Regions from separate parts of the Homo sapiens genome. Here region 1 is linked to region 2. A link is an interaction called in ENCODE POLR2A ChIA-PET data of the cell type or tissue named here. Cell type or tissue: GM12878. All regions are shown on one strand. Links, peaks and the distances in the headings refer to the core of each region. The heading gives the core; the rest is flanking DNA.

Region 1 (8,962 bases), core at 3,862-7,861, 410 kb before region 2:
CCCATAAGGGGACACAAGGAAGGGGTGTGGCCAGGAGCAGGCCCCGAGAGCACGGCAATGTGGAGAAAGAGGCAGCGGCCACAGCAGCTCGGGCCACTGCCTGTCACCAGCAGTCTTGTCACCAGGTTGTCACTGAGGACCTAGGCTTGCTTTGCCTTCCAAGAAGGTCCAGTATTCAAGGAAGCCAGTGACAGACCATCCCCAAGAGAACGCATGTCATCGCCCCTCTCAGTAGCACTTTAACATTTGCAGCCAAGCCCTGGGACTCCAAAATGCTTCCTATGCACTTTGTTCAAAGGTGTCAGTGCTCAAAAATTGACACAGAGGATCCCTGAGTCCTGTGCCCTCACCTACATTGGTCTCTACCAAGCTGGGCTGTTTCTGGCCAGACCCACGGCTGCAGCGGTTATGCTGCCACAGGTCCTCAGGTTTGTTTGGTGGTGGTGATGGTTTTTTGAGACAGAGTCTCACTCTGTCACCAGGCAGGAGTTGCAGTGGCATGATCTCAGCTCACTACAGCCTCCACCTCCTGGGTTCAAGCTATTCTCCTGCCTCAGCCTCCTGAGTAGCTGAGATTAAAGGTGCACACTACCACGCCTGGCTAATTTTTGTATTTTTAGTAGAGACAAGGTTTCACCATGTTGGCCAGGCTGGTCTCAAGCTCCTGACCTCAGATGATACACCCACCTTGGCCTCCCAAAGTGCTGGGATTACAGGCTTGAGCCACCGGGAACACTCCCACACAGGGAACACTCAAGTCCCTCCTCTTCCTCCTCTTGGCTGATTTCTGTTCCCCCCATCTCTAGTATTAAAAAGGACTTAATTCTAAGCACGCACATGTTGTCTTGGGTGCTGACGTGAGTTTATAAAATACAGCATGCACGCAGCGGCTGTGGAAGGCTGAGATGAGGCCTTCTTGGCTGTTTGGCTGGGAGAGGGTGTTGGGGACTTCTCTCCTCTTGTCCCTTCCTTGCTTTGGCACAGCTGAAGAGGCTGTTGTTCCATCCACGGGATCCCAGAGTTGGAGCTGAATCCTGGTCAGGGAGAGAGTCCTTTCTGAAAGCTTCTAGTCCAGGCCCTCCCTGCACCTGAGCGTGTCTCAGGCTGTGGTTTCCAGTGGGCATGCCATGGCACGTGGTGTTTTGTGAATTACCCATGGGTGTGTCACCAACTTTGACATTTTTAAACAGCTTTATTGAGATATAATTCACATACCACACAATTTTTTTTTTTTTTTGAGATGGGGTCTCGCTCTGTCACCCAGGCTGGAGTGCAGTGGTGCAATCTCAGCTCACTGCAACCTCCACCTCCTGGGTTCAAGCACTTCTCCTGCCTCAGCCTCCCCAGTAGCTGGGATTACAGGCGTGTGCCACCACCCCTGGCTAATTTTTGTATTTTTAGTAGAAATGGGGTTTTGCCATGTTGCCCAGACTGGTCTCCAACTCTTGGCTTCAAGTGACCCACCCTCCTCAGCCTCCCAAAGTCCTGGGATTATAGGCATGAGCCACGGTGCCCGGCCAATTTTCCTATTTAGTGTATAATGCATGGACTTTTGTATATTCACAGAGTAGTGCAACCATCACCACAGTCAATTTTAGAACATTTTCATGACCTCAAAAAGAAATCACTTACCTGTAGCTAGCTACTACCCCTATAGGCCGCCACCCAACCATAAGCAACCATGAATTGACTTTCTGTTTCTATAGACTTGCCCACTCTGGACATTTCAGAGAAACAGAATCATGATAGGTGGTCTTTTGTGACTTCTTGTGCTTAGCATGATATTTTCAGGGTTCATCCACGTGTAGCCTGTATCAGAATCTCATTCCTTTCTATGGCCAAATAATATTCTATTGTAGAAATACAGTTGGCCCTTGAACAACGTGGGTTTGAACTGTGAGGGTCCACTTATACACAGATATTTTTTAACCAAATGCAGATCAAAAATACAGTATTTGTGGGATGTGAAACCTATATATATGGAGGGCTAACTTTTCTTATGAAGTTCCTCAGGGCCAACTGCAGAACTTGAGTATGCACAGATTTTGGTAAACTTAGGGGTCCTGGACCCAACCCCTCACTTATACCAAGGCACGACTGTCTATCACTTTGTTTAGCCATTGATTTGTTCATGGGCATTTAGGTGCTTTCCACCTTTGGCTCTTGTGAATAGGGCTACTGTGAACATTCGGTACACGTTTTTGTTTGAACACTTGTTGTCAATTCTGGATATATGTCCAGGAGTGGAATTGCTGGGTCAGTGCTACTAACTTCTGATCAGTATTTAAAACTAATTTTTGCCACAATGGCTCATGTCAGTGGTTGCCTTCCCTCCTCACTCGAGTTCCCCGCAAGGTGAATTCCACTGGGACAAACATTGAGTCAACTGCATATATTTTACTGAAGATTTTGTATGAAGAGCAAGGGAGGGGTTGACGCTGAACACCCTGCAGTTCTTGGTAAATAAAAAACTCCATTTCACCTCTCTCATTCTCAGTCTCTCTTCCCTCCTGCATCCCCAACCCATCATCCACCTGCCTCCCAACCTTCTCCCTAAGTTTTGTTCCTTTCCACAAAAGCACTAAAACTCAGTCTGGGTCTTCCAAGCCTGCCTCCCTACATGGACTCATTCACATTTTCTTCAAGCAGAGAAAAGGCCATTGAAGGCCATGCAACAAAGAAGGTGGTCCTGAGCTCCATGAACAAGATTCTCCCGGGACCCACCCTCCTTAGAAAACTATGGGAGAGGCTGGGTGCAGTGGCTCACACTTGCAATCCCAGCACTTTAGGAGGCCAAGGCGGGTGGATCACCTAAGGTCAGGAGTTTGAGACCAGCCTGACCAACATGGTGAAACCCCATCTCTACTAAAAATACAAAAATTAGCCGGGCGTGGCAGTGGGTGCCTGTAGTCCCAACTACTCGGGAGGCTGAGGCAGGAGAAGAATGGCTAGAACCCAGGAAGTGGAGGTTGCAGTGAACTGAAACCATGCCACTGCACTCTAGCCTGGGCAACAGAGCGAGACTACATCTCAGAGAAAAAAAAAAGAAAACTATGGAATATAATAAAATAGAATTTTTGCTACCAAGTTACACTGCAGATAAAGTCTATCACAGGACATCTCCCCTTCACCCAGTCGGAAGGTTTCAGCTTTCTGGTCAAGGTCTATACAGATGCCACAGACTAAAGACCTTGAAGATGTACATCGTTTATTAAACTCTCAGTGTTGAAAATTTTTCTAACTTCATTTAACAGAAATTTTGTGGATATATAGTAGGTATATATATTCATGTTGAGAATGTTTAAGTCTTCTGCTTTTAAAAGTTAAGAGCCATTTAATTGTCTATTTATTTATTGAGACACCATTTCACTGTGTCCGCCAGGCTGAAATGCAGTGGCACGATCTCAGTTCACTGCAACCTCCGCCTCCCGGGTTCAAGTGATTCTCATGCTTTAGTCTCTTTAGTAGCTGGGATTACAGGCATGTACCACCACACCCAGCTAATTTTTGCATTTTCAGTAGAGATGGGGTTTTGCTGCGTTGGCTAGGCTGGTCTCAAACTCCTGACCTCAAGTGATCTGCCTGCCTCAGCCTCCCAAAGTGCTGGGATTATAGGTGTCAGCCACCATGCCTGGCTTATTTATCTATTTATTTATAAGATGGAGTCTAGCTCTGTCACCCAGGCTAGAGTGCAGTGGCACAATCACAGCTCACTGCAGTCTCAACTGCCTGGGCTCAAGTATTCCTCCCACCTCAGCCTCCTGAGTAGCTGGTACCACTGGCATGCGCCGCCACATGCAACTAACTTTTAAAAAATGATATGTAGAGACAGGGTCTCAGTATACCGCCCAGGCTAGCCTCAGACTCCTGGCTCAAGCAGTTCTCTCGTCTTAGCCTCCGGAAGCATTGGGATTACAGGCATGAGCCATGGCGCCCAGCCATGCCATTTTTTAAAAAATCCAGATTTCCACTTTCCCTGGAAAAACCAAAGACTTTTAATGACTGTAAAACACATCCATGCCTGGTACCCACTGACCAGAGCTGAGCAGTGGCCGTCCCTCGGGCTGGGCCTGTACCTTCCCTGGCCTGGCCCGAGTCCCTCATTTCTGTGCCCTGTCTGGCCTCCGTGGGTATCTGGACATCTGGTCCGTGCTCCAGGGTAACTTCAGAGCAGCTCCAAAGGCAGAGCAGACATTAGGACTCTGCCTGGGGAGTGCAGTCAGGGCGGTAGCCCATGCCAGGTGTGATTCCCAGGCCTGCAGTGTGCGCCTGTCAGAGAAGCCCCCGAGGAGGGGCCGGTCCACTGTGGAGCACGGACACAGGCAGGCCAGCAGCCACCGACCAGGAGCCGAGCAGAGGACTCACTCATTCCACAGATATTCATTCAGCACCCGCTAGGTGCATTGCTCCAGATGCTAGGACAGCTGTGAGCATTCCTGCCCTCGTGGAGTGCCCTTTCCAGATAATATACACAATAAGTAAAGCACACTGTTTGCTGCATGGCAAGAAGGGCTAGGGAACCAGCGGGAGAGGGAGTGTTGGCATGAGGTAGGCAGAGAGAAGGAGGCCGAGGGCGGGAGGCTTGCCGCTGTAGATAGAGGGGCGAGGAACACCTCTCAGAGAAGGTGCTGTTTGAGTAAAGGCCTGAAGGAAGTGGGGAGGCAAGTGATGTAGTTGTCTGGAAGAATTTCAGGCAGAGGGAAACGGCAAGTGCAAATGCCCTGTGCTCGGTGCACCGGAGGCAGAGCCAGAGGGTACTGGGACTGTGGCCGCCACTGCAGGAGCCCGGGAGGAGAGTGGCAGGAGACTAGGGCAAGGGAGGAGGAAACTCGGACAGGGCCTGATGGTATGGCACAAGCACTCTGGACTTTACTCTGAGATGGGAAAGCTCTGGGAGCTTAACAGAAGAGTGGCCTGAGTTAGGCTTTAACCGGATCACGGTGGCCGGGCTTGTGGGAAGAATGTGGAGAAGTCAATCCACAGGCTCTAACAGTCACCCAGGTGAGGGAAGGGAGTGGGGAGGAGGGATGGCCGCAGGCAAGGCAGCAAGAAATGACTGGATTCTGGATACAGACGAAAATGGGGCTCCTGCATCTGCTGACGAGTGACGCGTGGGGCATGAGATGAGAGGATGACCGTAGGGTTATGGACCCGAACAGCTGGAAGCGTAGCATTGCCATTTACAAAACGGGAGGCCCTCAGGGATGAGGTACGCTGTGGCACGGAGATGTGTTGGCTTTGAGATGATCAAATTCGAGTGAAGATGAGGAAGGAGCAGCTGGTTACAGGAGCCTGGAGTTCAGGAGTCAGAAGATCAGGAGAGAGGCTGGAGCCCAGGGTGTGTCACCAAGCAGGTGACCATAGGTGAGGTCTCAGGCTGAGCCCTGAGCTTGCCAGCATTAAGAAGGCAGCGACAGTTGGAGACACCAGCAGCAGGTCAGTGAGGAGAGCAGCAGGTCAGTTAGAAGTTGTTCCTCTCGAGTTTATCTTCCATAGGGAAGAAAGTGGGTAAAAAAGTTTTGCCAGGGGCTGGGCGCGGTGGCTCATGCCTGTGATCCCAACACTTTGGGAGGCCGAGGCGGGAGGATTGCTTGAGCCCAGAAGTTCGAGACCAGCCTGGGCAACATGACAAAACCCTGTCTCTATAAGAAATAGAAAAATTTGCCAGGCATGGTGGCTTGCACCCATAATTCCAGCTACTCGGGAGGCTGAGGTGGAAGGATCGCTTGAACCCGGGAGGCAGAGGTTGCAGTGAGCTGAGAGATCACGCCACTGCACTCCAGCCTGGGTGACAGAGTGAGACCCTGTCTCAAAAAAAAAAAAAAAAAAAAAAAATTGCTGACTTATTTATATAACTAAACCAAAATAAAGAATTTCCTGTCTCCCAAGGGATTTTGGCACCCTAAATTGGGGCCAAATTTATAGCTTTAAAAAATATATATATATATTTTTGAGACAGTCTTTCTCTGTTGCCTAGGCTGGAATGCAGCGGCACGATCTTGGCTAACTGCAACCTCTGCTTCCTGGGTTCAAGTGATTCTCCTGCCTCAGCCTCCTGAGTAGCTGGGATTACAGGTGCCCACCACCATGCCCGGGTAATTTTTGTATTTTTAGTAGAGATGGGGTTTCACCATGTTGGCCAGGCTGGTCTTGAATGGCTGGCCTCAAGTGATCCCCCCGTCTCAGCCTCCCAAAGTGCTGGGATTACAAGCATGAGCCACCATGCCTGGCCTAGCTTAAAATGTTTTAATGTAAGTTTTGGATAGGAGATACACTCACCATATGGTTCACGTTCAAAGAGCACAGCAGTCTTTCCCTCACCCTTGCTCCTCAGCCCCCGACCCCTTACCCAGAGCCAACCAGGTCCCCAATTTCTTAGTCTTCCAGAAGTGTTCTTGGCGTATGCTATGTACATTTTTTTAGATAGTGCTATTCCACTTAAAAGGTTACAGTATAAGGCTGGACACAGTGGCTCATACCTGTAACCCTAGGGCTTTGGGAGGCTGAGGCGAGAGGATTGCTTGAGTCCAGGAGTTCAAGACCAGCCCCGTTTCTGCAAAAAAATACAGAAATTAGCTGGGTGTGGTGGCGTGTGCCTGTGGTCCCAGCTACTAGGGAGGCTGAAGTAGGATCGCTTGAGTCTGGGAGGTGGAGGTTGCAGTGAGCTGATTGTGCCACTGCACTCTGGCCTGGGAGATAGAGACCCTGTCTTTAAAAAAAAAAAAAAAAAAAAAAAAAAAAGACAATATAAATCAGTTGTATAGTGTAAATGTAACTTTTTTTTTTGGCGGTGGAGGGATGGAGTCTCCCTCTGTTGCCGAGGCTGGAGTGCGGTGGTAAGATCTCGGCTCACTGCAACCTCCGCCTCCCGGGTTCAAGCGATTCTTCTGCCTCAGCCTCCCCAAGTAGCTGGGATTACAGGCGCCTGCCACCATGCCCAGCTAATTTTTGTATTTTTAGTACAGACAGGGTTTCATCATGTTGGCCATGATGGTCTCGAACTCCTGACCTTGTCATCCACCTGCCTCGGCCTCCCAAAGTGCTGGGATTACAGGCGTGAGCCACAGTGCCCGGCCTGTAAATGTAACTTTTATATGCACCGGGAAGTCAAAAAAAAATGCATGTGAGTTGCTTTATCTCAGTGGTTTGGATCTAAATCCCTCCATATCTCTGTGGCATGCCTGTACAAGCATGGGGGTGGCAGGGGGTGTGAGCACACATTCCTCCCTTTGCCCTTCATTTCACAATGATAGCATATACCCGCTGTTCATTTAACACATCTCAAAGACCATTCCTTGAAGATCATGTACTAATATACAAATAAAGAACTTACTCATTCTCTTTTTTCTCTTTTGTGCATGTGCCGTAATTTGCTTAACCAGCCCCTTACCAAGGGACTTTTACGTCGCTTCCCATCTTTTGTTGCAATAATAACCTTGCTCGCCTGTAATTTTGCACCTGTGTGAATATAAATCAGTTGGATAAATTCCTAGAAGCAGAATTGTTAGGTCAAGGGGGATGTGTATTTGCATTTTTAATAGAGATCCCCAAAGGTGGTACAGTTTAAGCTCCCACAAGCCACGTACAAGAGTTCATGTTTCGACACATTTTCCAGCATAGTCTGTTACCAAATTCTTTCTCTTTCATCTGAGAGTTTTAAAGAATGGAATTTCAGTCTGCACTTCTCTTGCCATTGGTGGGGTTGCCTGTAGTTTGTTTTGTTTTGTTTTGAGACAGAATCTCTTATCACCCAGGCTGGAGTGCAGTGGCATAATCTCGGCTCACTGCAACCTCCGCCTCCTGTAACCTCTGCCTCACGGGTTCAAGCAATTCTCCTGCCTCAGCCTTCTGAGTAGCTGGGATTACAGGCATGCACCACCATGCCTGGCTAATTTTTGTATTTTTAGTAGAGACAGGATTTTGCCATGTTGGCCAGGCTGGTCTCGAACTCCTGACCTCAGGTGATCCACCTGCCTTGGCCTTCTGAAGTGTTGGGATTACACGCATGAGCCACTGTGCCCGGCCTACCTGTAGTTTTTGACAGGGCACCTGGAAGTGTCACTCAGCAGAGAAGTTACTGGACTGGGTTTGCACGCAATGCCCCTTTTCATTGCTCAGCCTCTACAGGGCTGTTCTGGCCCCTTTCACCCAGGAGGAGCTAAGTAGAGAAACGTATTCCCTTGAGGGTTTTAGTCACTAAAAGTGGGATATTCTCTGAAATTACTGACTTAGAAATGGAGGCACGCTGCTTACCTCAGAAGGCTGACTCGCCCATGATCATATTTGAGGATCTGCACCATTTATTCATTCAATTCAGCAACTATTGACGGAGAGTTTAGTGTGTACCAGGGACTGAGCTGGGCTTGGAGGAAATGAGAAATTGAAGGCCCCACACTCAAGGAAGTTTTATGTTGTAGCATAACATACAACAATCAAGCAAACAAATGAGGATTTTAAGGAGGGATAAAGGCCAGGCACAGTGGCTCATGCCTGGAATTCCAGTGTTCTGGGAGGTTGAGGTGGAGGATGGCTTCAGGCTAGGAGTTCCGGACCAGCCTGGGCAATGTAGCAAGACCCTGTCTCTACAAAAAAAAATGAAACAGTAGCCAGGTGTGGTGGCGCATGCCTGTAGTCCCAGCTACTCAGGCAGCTGAAGTGGGAGTATCCTTTGAGCCCAGGAGTTCAAGTCTGCAGTGAGCCTTGATTGCACCACTGCACTCCAGCCTGGGCAACACAGCAAGACCCCATATCTTAAAAAAAATATATATATATATATTTACATATATATTATACATAAATATATACATATGTATAAAAGAAGGAGAGATAAGTGCTGTGAGGAAAATAGGATGATGTAACAGTGACAAAAAAAAAAAAAAAGACGGAGTCAGAGAAGGCTTCTTGGGGAGGTGACGCTTTAGCTGAGGCGTGAAAGAGAAGAAGACAGGCAAGATCTGGGGAA
Region 2 (10,872 bases), core at 2,670-6,669:
AGAACTGAATGTCTGTGGCTATCGCCACATGAATAGTCTGTATTCTAAGACTAAGGGATTAGCACAAATCCTCTGAATATCAAATATATAATTGAATTTTTTCCTTTGCATTGTTTATCATGGTGTCATACAGGACTTCCTAAATTTTTTTTTAATTTTTTTAAAAATTTTAAGTTCTGGGGTACATGTGCAGGATGTACAGGTTTGTTACATAGGTAAACGTGTGCCATGGTGGTTTGCTACACCTATCGACCCATCACCTAAGTATGAATCCCAGCATGCATTAGCTATTTTTCTTGATGCTTTCCCTTCCCCCTTGCCACTCCCCAACAGACCCCAGTGTGTGATGTTCCTCTCCCTGTGTCCATGTGTTCTCATTGTTCAGCTCCCACTTATGAGTAAGAACATGTGGTATTTGGTTTTCTGTTCCTGAGTTAGTTTGCTCAGGATAAAGGCTTCCAGCTCCATCCATGTCCCTGCAAAAGACATGATCTTGTTCCTTTTTATGGCTGCATAGCATTCCATGGTTTAAATGTACCACACTTTTTTATCCAGTCTATCATTGGTGGGCATTTTCGTTGATTCCATGTCTTTGCTATTGTGAATAATGCTGTAATGAACCTACCTGTGCATATATCTTTATAATAGAATGATTTATATTCCTTTGGGTATATACTCAGTAATGGGATTACTGGGTCAAATGGTATTTCTGGTTCTATGTCTTTGAGGAATCACCACATCCTCTTCCACAATGGTAGAACTAATTTACATTCCCACCAACAGTGTAAAAACGTTCCTATCTCTCCACAGCCTCACCAGCATCTGTTGTTTCTTGTCTTTTTAACAATCGCCATTTTGACTGGGACTGCCTAACTTTTTCCTTATAATCAATAATTATTGACTAGCAAAGCAGAACCCTCTCTATCCAGCACACCTTATCCTGGCTCCTGGAGGATGCTTCTCTTTGTGTTTCTCTTGCAGAGTGTGTACTATTTGGCAAGAACATACTGAGTGATTTGTACAAACTATAAGAAATGTCAGGCCAGGCATGGTGGCTCACGCCTATAATCCCAGCACTTTGGGAGGCCAAGGTGGGGAGATCACTTTAGGTTAGGAGGTTGAGACCAGCCTGGCCAGCACGGTGAAACCCTTTCTCCACTAAAAATACAAAAATTAGCCGGATGTAGTGGCATGCGCCTGTAATCTCAGCTGCTCGGGAGGCTCAGGCAGGAGAACTGCTTAAACCCATGAAGTGGAGGCTGCAGTGAGGTGAGATCGCACCACTGCACTCCAGCCCAGGCAACAGAGTGAGACTCTGTCTCAAAAAGAAAAAAAGCAAAAAGAAAATGTCAGGCTGGTATTTGCTTATGATCTGCCGCTCCTCTTTCTAGATAACTGAAAGCACCTGGAGTCTGTTCCTCAAACACACCCTCCTTGTCTCGGAACCTTTTCACCTTCTCTTCCCTCTGCCTTACCACTGGCTCTAGGTACAGCTGCTCCTTCTTCCTCTTCAAGTCTTGCAAAAATAATTCCTCATATTAGAGGCCTTCTTTGACTCCTAATTTCCTAGTTTATTTCCTTCCTAACACTTAACCGCAGTCCTGTTTATATATTTACTTTTTGTCTCCATCCACTAAAAAAGAAAGCATCTTAAGGCATAAGCAGGTTCTGTCTTGTTCCTCGAAAAACTCTCAGCACCTAGAACACAGGTGCTGAATAAATGTGTATCTTACACAAAACAAACCGATCACTCAACATACCCATATTGTTCTGGCAGAAAAACCGGCTGCCATTTGGAGTTATCCGACCTGGTTTTGAACAGGACACTGGAAGCCTTTATTAGAGGTTCTGAAGCCCAGCTCCATATTTTTAGGTTGGTGCAAAAGTAATTGCGATTTTGGCCATTACTGGCAAAATAATAGAACCTAATAGAATAAGATTAGGAGATTCACCAACCTCATAGAATCTCCCAGGAAACTTAAAAATTATCTTTGCTCAGACCCTGCTCAGACTTAGGGGTGATGGGTCAGTATGGAAGCATTACGTTTTAAAAGCTCTTTTTGTAATTACTTGTGCAACCAACATGGAAAAGTACTGCTCTGAGTGACACAGAACTGAATAATTACCTGGCTACCCATGTTCTTATTATCTGGGTGAGTCCTTCTTAGGTCATCTAGGTTGACAGCATCCCAAGCTGTTCTTCGGATCATTCTCTAGGCTGCTATAAACATTTGCCTCATTATCACAAGAGGCAGCCTTAGGCACAAACCAGATGAAAAATCAACCTCTCAGGAAAGAAAAGAGGCATTCAAGTAACCTAAGTTAATCTGTTAACACCTGTCCTGAAAACCTCAAACTAAAGGGAGAAAGAAAACTGCAGCACACTTCTCTTTTCTTTCTTGGAAGAAAGTCATCAACAAATCCCTTCATTTAGCTGTAGAAGTAAGAGGCAATCAATCAATCAATCAATCAATCAAATACTTGTGCTACAAAGCAAATAAAAAAATAATGCTGGCCTGGCACGGTGGCTCACGCCTGTAATCCCAGCACTTTGGGAGGCCGAGGCGGGCGGATCACGAGGTCAGGAGATCGAGACCATCCTGGCTAACACGGTGAAACCCCGTCTCTACTAAAAATACAAAAAATTAGCCAGACGTGGTGGCAGGCGCCTGTAGTCCCAGCTACTCGCGAGGCTGAGACAGGAGAATGGCGTGAACCCGCGAGGCGGAGCTTGCAGTGAGCCGAGATTGCGCCACTGCACTCCAGCCTGGGTGACAGAGCGAGACTCCGTCTCAAAAAATAAAAATAAATAAATAAATAAAAAATAATAAAAAATAATGCTGGCCAGGCGCAGTGGCTCACGCCTGTAATCCCAGCACTTTGGGAGGCCAAGGCAGGTGGATCACTTGAGGTCAGGAGTTAGAGACCAGCCTGGCCAATACGGCAAAACCTCGTCTCTACTAAAAATACAAAAATTAGCCAGGTGTGGTAGCATGGGCCTGTAATCCCAGCCACTCGGGAGGCTGAGGCAGAAGAATCACTTGAACCTGGGAGGCAGAGGTTGCAGTGAGCCAAGATCGTGCCACTGCACTCCAGCCTGGGCAACAGAGCGAGACTCCATCTCAAAATAATAATAATAATAACAATAATAATGATGCTCACAGAAGAGTGAGATGGTCAGATTCCATCCTCTTCATGGAAGAAATTAGACCAAATAGTGGTGGGTTCAAAAATGCTTGTTCATATGTTTTTGTTATGGCAAACTCTAAACTTTAAGGCCTTGCTTACAATTGGAACCTCTTTTTTTTTTTTTAAAGAAAAAACAGTAGTTATTGATTTTTTTCTCAAGCAATAATTAATAACCCTTTTCCTCAAAATCATCATCATATGTTAATAAAGGTTGGGTGTGGTGGCTCACACCTATAATCCCAGGATTTTGGGAAGCCAAGGTGGGAGGTGAGGCCAGGAGTCCAAGACCAGCCTGTGCAACAAATCAAGACTCCTATCTCTAAATAAATACATACATACATAGCCAGGCGTGGTGGTGCATGCTGTAGTCCTAGCTACTCAGGAGGCTGAGGTGAGAGAATCGCTTACGCCTAGGAGTTCAGTTTGAGGCTGCAGTGAGCTACAATCGTGCCGCTACACTCCAGATTTTTTTTTAGAATGACAGAATAAGACCCTGTCTCTGTAAAACAAAACAAAACAGAAAAAGAACAAAAAAACTAGGCTCATCCTGGAAGTCAACTGGAAACCACTCTCCTCCTCCAGTTAAAAATGCCAAGACTCGACTGGGCGCAGTGGCTCACACCTGTAATCCCAGCACTTTGCGGGGCTGAGGCGGGTGCATCATGACGTCAAGAGATTGAGACTATCCTGGCCAACATGGTGAAACCCCGTCTCTACTAAAAATACAAAAATTAGCTGGGCGTGGTAGCATGTACCTGTGGTCCCAGCTACTCGGGAGGCTGAGGCAGGAGAATTGCTTGAGCCCAGGAGAGCGAGACTCCATCTCAAAAAAAAAAAAAAAAAAAAGTGCCAAGATTCTTGTAAAACAGAGAGAACACAGGATTGAAAGTGGAAATATCTGAGTTGTAGTCCAGGCTTACTACTAACCAACTGAATGAGTGATTAGCAATTTTTTCTTGTCTGTGAAATAAGACTCATAACATCTATGCTGCCTGCCTCACATTGACGTTCTTTATTTATTTATTCTGAGACAAGGTCTCGCTCTGTCACCTAAGCTGGATTGCAGTGGTACAATCATGGCTCACTGCAAACTCGGCCTCCCAGGCTCAAGTGATCCTCATGCCTCAGCCTCCCAAACGTAGCTGAGACTAGTCACACACCACCAAGCACACATAATTTATTTTTAATTTTAATTTGTTTTGTTTTGTCTTTAGAGGGTCTCGCTCTGTCACCTAGGCTGGAGTGCAGTGGTGCCATCATAGTTCACTGCAGCCTTGACCTCCTAGACTCAGGCAATCCTCCTGCCTTAGCCTAGAACTACAGGCGTGAGACACCACACCCAGCTTATTTTTATTTTTGTAGAGATGGGGTCTCTCACCATGTTGCTGAGGCTGCTCTTGAACTCCTGTACTCAAGTGACCCTCCTGCCTTGGCCTCACAAAGTGCTGGGATTATAGGTGTGAGCCACTATGCCTGGCCTTGTTGCTGTTTCTTATAGATAATATTCATAAGCATTCTCCAAAAATACTACATTGTGCAAATAAAAAGTACTGGTCTTTTGTCTTGTTAGTGAACTTTAAGGAAAAAAAAATCCAGTTATAGGAATTAAAAATATTGACTTAGGATATACCATGTGCCCTGCAAAGTGCTAAACAAAAAGAATGGCCCATAATACTTACTTTGTGACACATGCTTGGCATATATCTACCACCAGAGAAACTGAACACGTTACACTTAGAACAACAGGTAGATCAACAAACAGGGAAAGTAATTTCCTTTGCAGCAGGAGAGAAGCTCAGCTCAGCCAAGTCCAGGAATAACATTGAAAAACCCACTTATTTCTTCCCCAAAGTCTGTTTTCACCCCTAGATCTCAAGTTCTTTCATTTCCACTGAAACAACCCAGGGCATGGAAGGGACTACTTAAATTCAGGGGCCCTCTTATCAGTTAAGATTAGGGCAACAAACTTGAACAGTTGTGAGTTAACAAGCTACCATTCAAGGAATCTTCAGTAGATAAGAGGATCTGGAAAGTTGAAAGTTGAAAGCAGTTTTGCAGGTGATTTTAGGACAGCTTAAAACAGAAGAAAGACCTGCTGTTGCCTGATTTCTCAAATCGAGAAGCAAATTTAGAGGTTGTCTGGTTGAGAATATGCTGGCACTGATACAAGCTGGAATCCTGTGTGTTCAAGACAAGTTTTTAACCTCACCTAGACTTAGTTTCCTTATTTATCAGTAAGACACAGACAAAGATATCTTCTCTGCAGGGATAATAATCTGAATCTTAGAGATGATACATATAAAGTCATCGCATATTAAGTTGTCAACAAATTATAGCTAATTTTTTTAAGGCCAGTTGAGTGATTTTCAGACTTGTTCTAGTGGCAGAGCATTTGGAAGTTGCAGATCATTGTGAAATGCTGAAATGTGGTATCAAACCATATGAACGTTTTTTAGTAGCAAATATGACTACATTCCTATGAACAATATAATATCAGAAATAAGAACATATATGTTCACCAAAACAAAAAAGAAAATTCCCCAATACAAGCTATTGAACTGGATAATGAGTCAGAATCTTCCCATGGTATTCGTTGGCTACTTGTTCATTTCATCAGCCTGGGGTTGGAGCTAGTGGTAAGTGTAAGCAGAAAAGCACATGAGGCAAATGGAGAAAAGACTAAACATTCAGATGAACTACAGGCCTCAAAGAATTTGCAAACCTCTGCTAATAACCGTATACTAGAGCTGATCAATGAATCCAAAGATTTTCAAACATTTTTAAAGTGAGGAAATTCTTTCTTGAAAAAGACTTTTTTTCTTTTTTGGCAGAAGAACCCTGAGATGTAAAACAGAAAAGTGGAAACCCCAAAGAGAAAATGGAACAAAGGCTCAGCTGCCCTCCTGCAAGCCCTGGGATTCCCCGACCCTCCCCAGCTCTCCCAGGCATCTCTGAAGATGTCTTGCGCTTGGTGGGGCACATGCTGAAAATCTGTAAGTCCAGCCCCCTCATTCTGCAGATGAGAAAATTAAAGCTGGAGTGGCTGAGGGATTTATCTGAGGTTGCACAGTGAGTTTGTGGGACAACCAACATTAGAACCCAGGCCTATGAGTCTCACTTCAGCATTTTCTTCCATTCTGCCAGGACTACTCAGACATTACTCCACAATAATCTATTGGTTAAATAGGTGGGGCAGAACCTTGGCAAAGGGGTCAACTTGGAAAAGGTCAACTCCCCAAAAAATGTACCTTCTCAAACTGTCAGGTTGACCAGATGTCCTTCCTTTGCCTACTTTCTTATCATGTTCCATGCTGCACCCAGATTACCTGTTTATGTCAGAGATCACACACTGGCCCACACCGTGTCTTTAACTATCTTGAATCAGTTGCCAGCATCTCAAAATCAGAATATTTTGGTTTTAAAAAAATTTTTATTAACATTTTTATTTTTTGAGATGGAGTCTCACCATCACCCAGGCTGGAGTGCAGTTGCTCAGTCTTGACTCACTGCAACCTCCGCCTCCCAGGTTCAAGCGATTCTCCTGCCTCAGCCTCCAACTAGCTGGAACTACAGGTGCACACCAGCACGCCTGGCTAATTTTTCTGCATTTCTGGAAGAGACAGGGTTTCACCATGTTGGCCAGGCTGGTTGCAAACTCCTGACATCAGGTGATCCATCCACCTTGGCCTCCCAAAGTGCTGGGATTACAGGCGTGAGCTACGGTGCCAGCCCATGAAAGCAGCATTACTTTTTAAAATATATTTTTTAAAGTTTTTAATAGAGACAGAGTCTCACTATGTTGCCCAGGCTGGTTTTGAACTCCTGGGCTCAGTTGATCATCTGGCCTCAGCCTCCCAAAGCACTGGGATTACATTACAGGCATGAGGCACTGCACCCAGCCAAGAAAGCAGATTATTTCTGAAGGCATTCACCTCATCGTTTGAAACTGGATTGTCTTCTCTATTTTAGGTTTATCTTTGTTCCTGTAAGTTCAGTTCTCAAAAATACTTCTATAGACATAAGCTTTAAACCACCGGTCACAAACTCAAATGCCTACCGGGACCAGACAGTAATGGGCACAAGCTAGGAAATGAGGCAATAGGGACTGCTGGGGATGACAAACTGGAGAGTGCATAGCTTTACTCGGCTCCTGGGATTATTATCTATTGGGTATAAGAGTTCAATGTTGCTAGAATTTCTCGTTCTTCAATAGAAACTGGGAATCCAGGCCGGGCGCAGTGGCTCACGCCTGTAATCCCAGCACTTTGGGAGGCCGAGGCGGGCGGATCATGAGATCAGGAGATCGAGACCATCCTGGCTAAAATGGTGAAACCCCGTCTCTACTAAAAATACAAAAAATTAGCCGGGCGTGGTGGCGGGCGCCTGTAGTCCCAGCTACTCGGGAGGCTGAGGCAGGAGAATGGTGTGAATACGGGAGGCGGAGCTTGCAGTGAGCCGAGATCACGCCACTGCACTCCAGCCTGGGTGACGGAGCGAGACTCCATCTCAAAAAAAAAAAAAAAAAAAAAAAAAGAAACTGGGAATCCAAATTTTTAGGCAAAATATTCTGATCTTAGGACGGGCGCTGTGGCTCACACCCGTAATCCCAGCACTTTGGGAGGCCAAGGCAGGTGGATCACCTGAGGTCAGGAGTTGGAGACTAGCCTGGCCAACATGGTGAAACCCTGTCTCTACTAGAAATACAAAAAATTAGCCTGGGCATGGTGGCGCACGCCTGTAGTCCCAGCTATATGGGAGGCTGAGGTAGGAGAAAAAAAAAATGCTGCTTTCTTGCATTGATTATGAAGGAAACTTTCAGTGTTTCCTGAATTGTTTATTTTTCTGAGGGCTGTTAAATTAACTACAAACTAGCTGGACTACGAGTCCCAAAATTGCTTTCTGGGTGTCCCTGTTTATACTACTATCTGTAGCACAACTCCAAACACCCCTGCCCCTCAGGAGACGTGTCACTAAACCACACAGCAGCCTTTTTCCTGTGCCCCCATGCACCTCAGTTAGCACTGGGATTAGGAGAAACTGGCTGAGAGCCCCAGGATTATCCCCAGGACAGGGCAACCGGGCATGGCATGAGAGATAGGAACCATTCTTAAGGAGCTGCTCGATCCCTGCTTTCCAGCAGTGGCAATCCAGACTCTCATCTCATTATTCCTCCCTGCACATCCCAAGATCAGTTATCCCCAGATACACCCCCTCTCCTTCAATCATCTTACTCTCTTTCCTCATGAAAACTTACCAAAGTATCAGATATTCACACAGAGGTTTCATTACTTTATTTTATTTTATTTTATTTTATTTTTGAAACAGTTTTGCTCTTATTGCCCAGGCTGGAGTGCAATGGATCGATCTCGGTGCAATGGATCGATCTCAGCTCACTGCAACCTCCGCCTCTGGGGTTCAAGTGATTCTCCTGCCTCAGCTTCCCAAGTAGCTGGGATTACAGGCACCCACCACCATGCCTGGCTAATTTTTGTATTTTTAGTAGAGACAGGGTTTCACCATGTTGGCCAGGCTGATCTCAAACTCCTGATCTCAGGTGATCTGCCCGCCTTGGTCTCCCAAAGAGCTGGGATTACAGGAGTGAGCCACCGCGCCCGGCCCCACACAGAGGTTTTAATAATTGATATCTGCATCTATCTATCTATCTATCTATCTATCTATCTATCTATCTATCTATCTATATTTTTTGAGACAGGATCTCACTCTGTTATCCAGGCTGGAGTGCACTGGTGCAATCATAGCTCACTGCAGCCTCCACCTCCTGGGCTCAAGTGATCCTCCTGCCTCAGCCTCCTCAGTAGGTGGGACTATAGGTGCACACCACCGCACCTGGCTAAATTTTTTTGTATTTTTTGTAGAGATGGGGTTTCAACATGTTGCCCAGGCTGGTCTCAAACTCATGAGCTCAAGTGATCCACCCACTTCAACCTCCCAAAGTGCTGGGACTACAGGCATGAGCCACTGTGCTTGGCCTGATATCTGCATATTTCTACTTTAGCATTTTAACCTAAAAGTGGGTATTGCTAATAATAAAATTTTAGAGATCACAATAAGTGGGTAAAAAGAACATTTTGGAGATAAAAAGGTCTTACCCTCAAATTATACCACAAGGAAAGTTTATGACTTTATTTGAAAGGCTCCAACTTTATAATCTCCACTCCTTCAAGACTTGGTTCAGGTGCTACCTTCTCAATGATGCCTTCTTTTATTGTAGTCCTCTCCCTTCACCCCTCCCTCCCTATTGTATCCCCTGCTTTGTTTTTCTCCCTGTCACTTAGCACCACATGATATACAGTGTTTTACTTATTTTTTTGTTTACTCTCTCTCCATTAGAAAATAAGCTTCAGGGGATAAGAATTTCTGTTTGTTCATTGCTACGTCCTCACTGCTGTGACCATACCTGGCCTACAGTAGGTACTCAATAAAGGTTTGATAAATAAATGAACTTGTCATGCCCATGCTCAGGTAACAATGTGCCAATTATATTTATTTATTTTTATTAAAATTTTTTTAGATGGGGTCTCGCTGTGTCGTCCAGGCTGCAGTGCAGTGGTGCCATCATGGCTCACTGCAGCTTCACCTCCTGGGCTCAAATGATCCTCCTGTCTCAGCTTCCCAAGTAACTGGAACTACAGGCATGTGCCACCACGCCTGGCTAAATTTTTTAATTTTATTTTATATTTTATTTTATTTTATTTTATTTATTTTATTTTATTTTATTTTATTTTATTTTGAGATGGAGTGTCACTCTGTTGCCCAGGCTGGAGTGCAGTGGTGCAATCTCGGCTCACTGCAACCTCCACCTCCCGGGTTCAAGCAATTCTCTTGCCTCAGCCTCCTGAGTAGCTGGGACTACAGGCGCACACCACCACACCCAGCTAATTTGTGTATTTTTAGTAGAGACGGGGTTTCGCCATATTGGTCAGGCTGGTCTTGAACTCCTGACCTCAGACGATCCACCCGCCTTGGCCTCCCGAAGTGCTGGGATTACAGGCCTCCCAAAATGCTGGGATTACAAGTGTGAGCCACCACGCCTGGCCTACATTTATTTTTTTAGAGACAGGGTCTCGCTATATTGCCCAGGCTGTTGAAAATTTTATCAATAAACAGATGCAAAATAGAATTTCTAGATGGTGAGGGTGACTACATATTGTAAAGATGCCTTTTTGTGTGTGTGGTAGTGTACTCTTATTCTACAACTTAATTTTCTCATTCGAAGTCATTCTAATTCATTTCACAGTCTTCTCATTTTTTAAAAATGATTTTCTTGTATTCCATAATTTGGTCAACCAGTGCCCTGGAGCTCAGAAGTTTTGATGCCATCTTTCCTTTGTGTATGTATCTTTTGCAATGAACATACACATTACCTCTTCTAAATGTTTTCAAGGATAAGATCTATTCCTCTTCCTCCTCCTCCTTCTTTTTTAAAATCTAGAATAGATGTAGGGTAGGCCATTTTGGGAAGCAGGATGCTAGATTCTGCACTATAACCACACCATATGCACATCGCGCTGTGTGTGTGTGTGTGTGTGTGTATGTATGTGTGTCTGAGGCAGTTGCATCTTTAACTAGATTATGAACCTTTTTTCTTTTCCTCTCAGCTAACAATGATGGGGTTCAGTTTTTTATCTGAAATGTGTCCTAGTAAATACCTGTTATAATAAG

The links. Peaks named below come from ENCODE experiments on the same cell type or tissue, not always from the same donor. Only the 100,000 strongest peaks of a DNase experiment are listed, where the experiment ranks them.
Region 1: POLR2A ChIA-PET joins it to region 2 with 5 read pairs; 3 of 35 experiments call an interaction of 5 or more read pairs at or near these places.

What each region holds. Positions count from the first base shown.
Region 1 is chr16:53,519,515-53,528,476 of GRCh38, reverse strand. It overlaps LOC105371268 (a long non-coding RNA gene), which reads left to right and starts at 8,920. Exons shown (of 2, transcript XR_001752188.2): 1 at 8,920-8,962. In GM12878, for the core only: no CTCF peak of the experiment used is centred there; no DNase peak of the experiment used is centred there.
Region 2 is chr16:53,106,528-53,117,399 of GRCh38, reverse strand. The region is part of intron 1 of CHD9 (chromodomain helicase DNA binding protein 9); the gene reads right to left. Among named protein-coding and RNA genes, the nearest start is that of CHD9, 57 kb to the right of the region's middle. RefSeq lists an enhancer at 6,018-6,087. In GM12878, for the core only: no CTCF peak of the experiment used is centred there; no DNase peak of the experiment used is centred there; H3K27ac peaks cover 2,164 bases.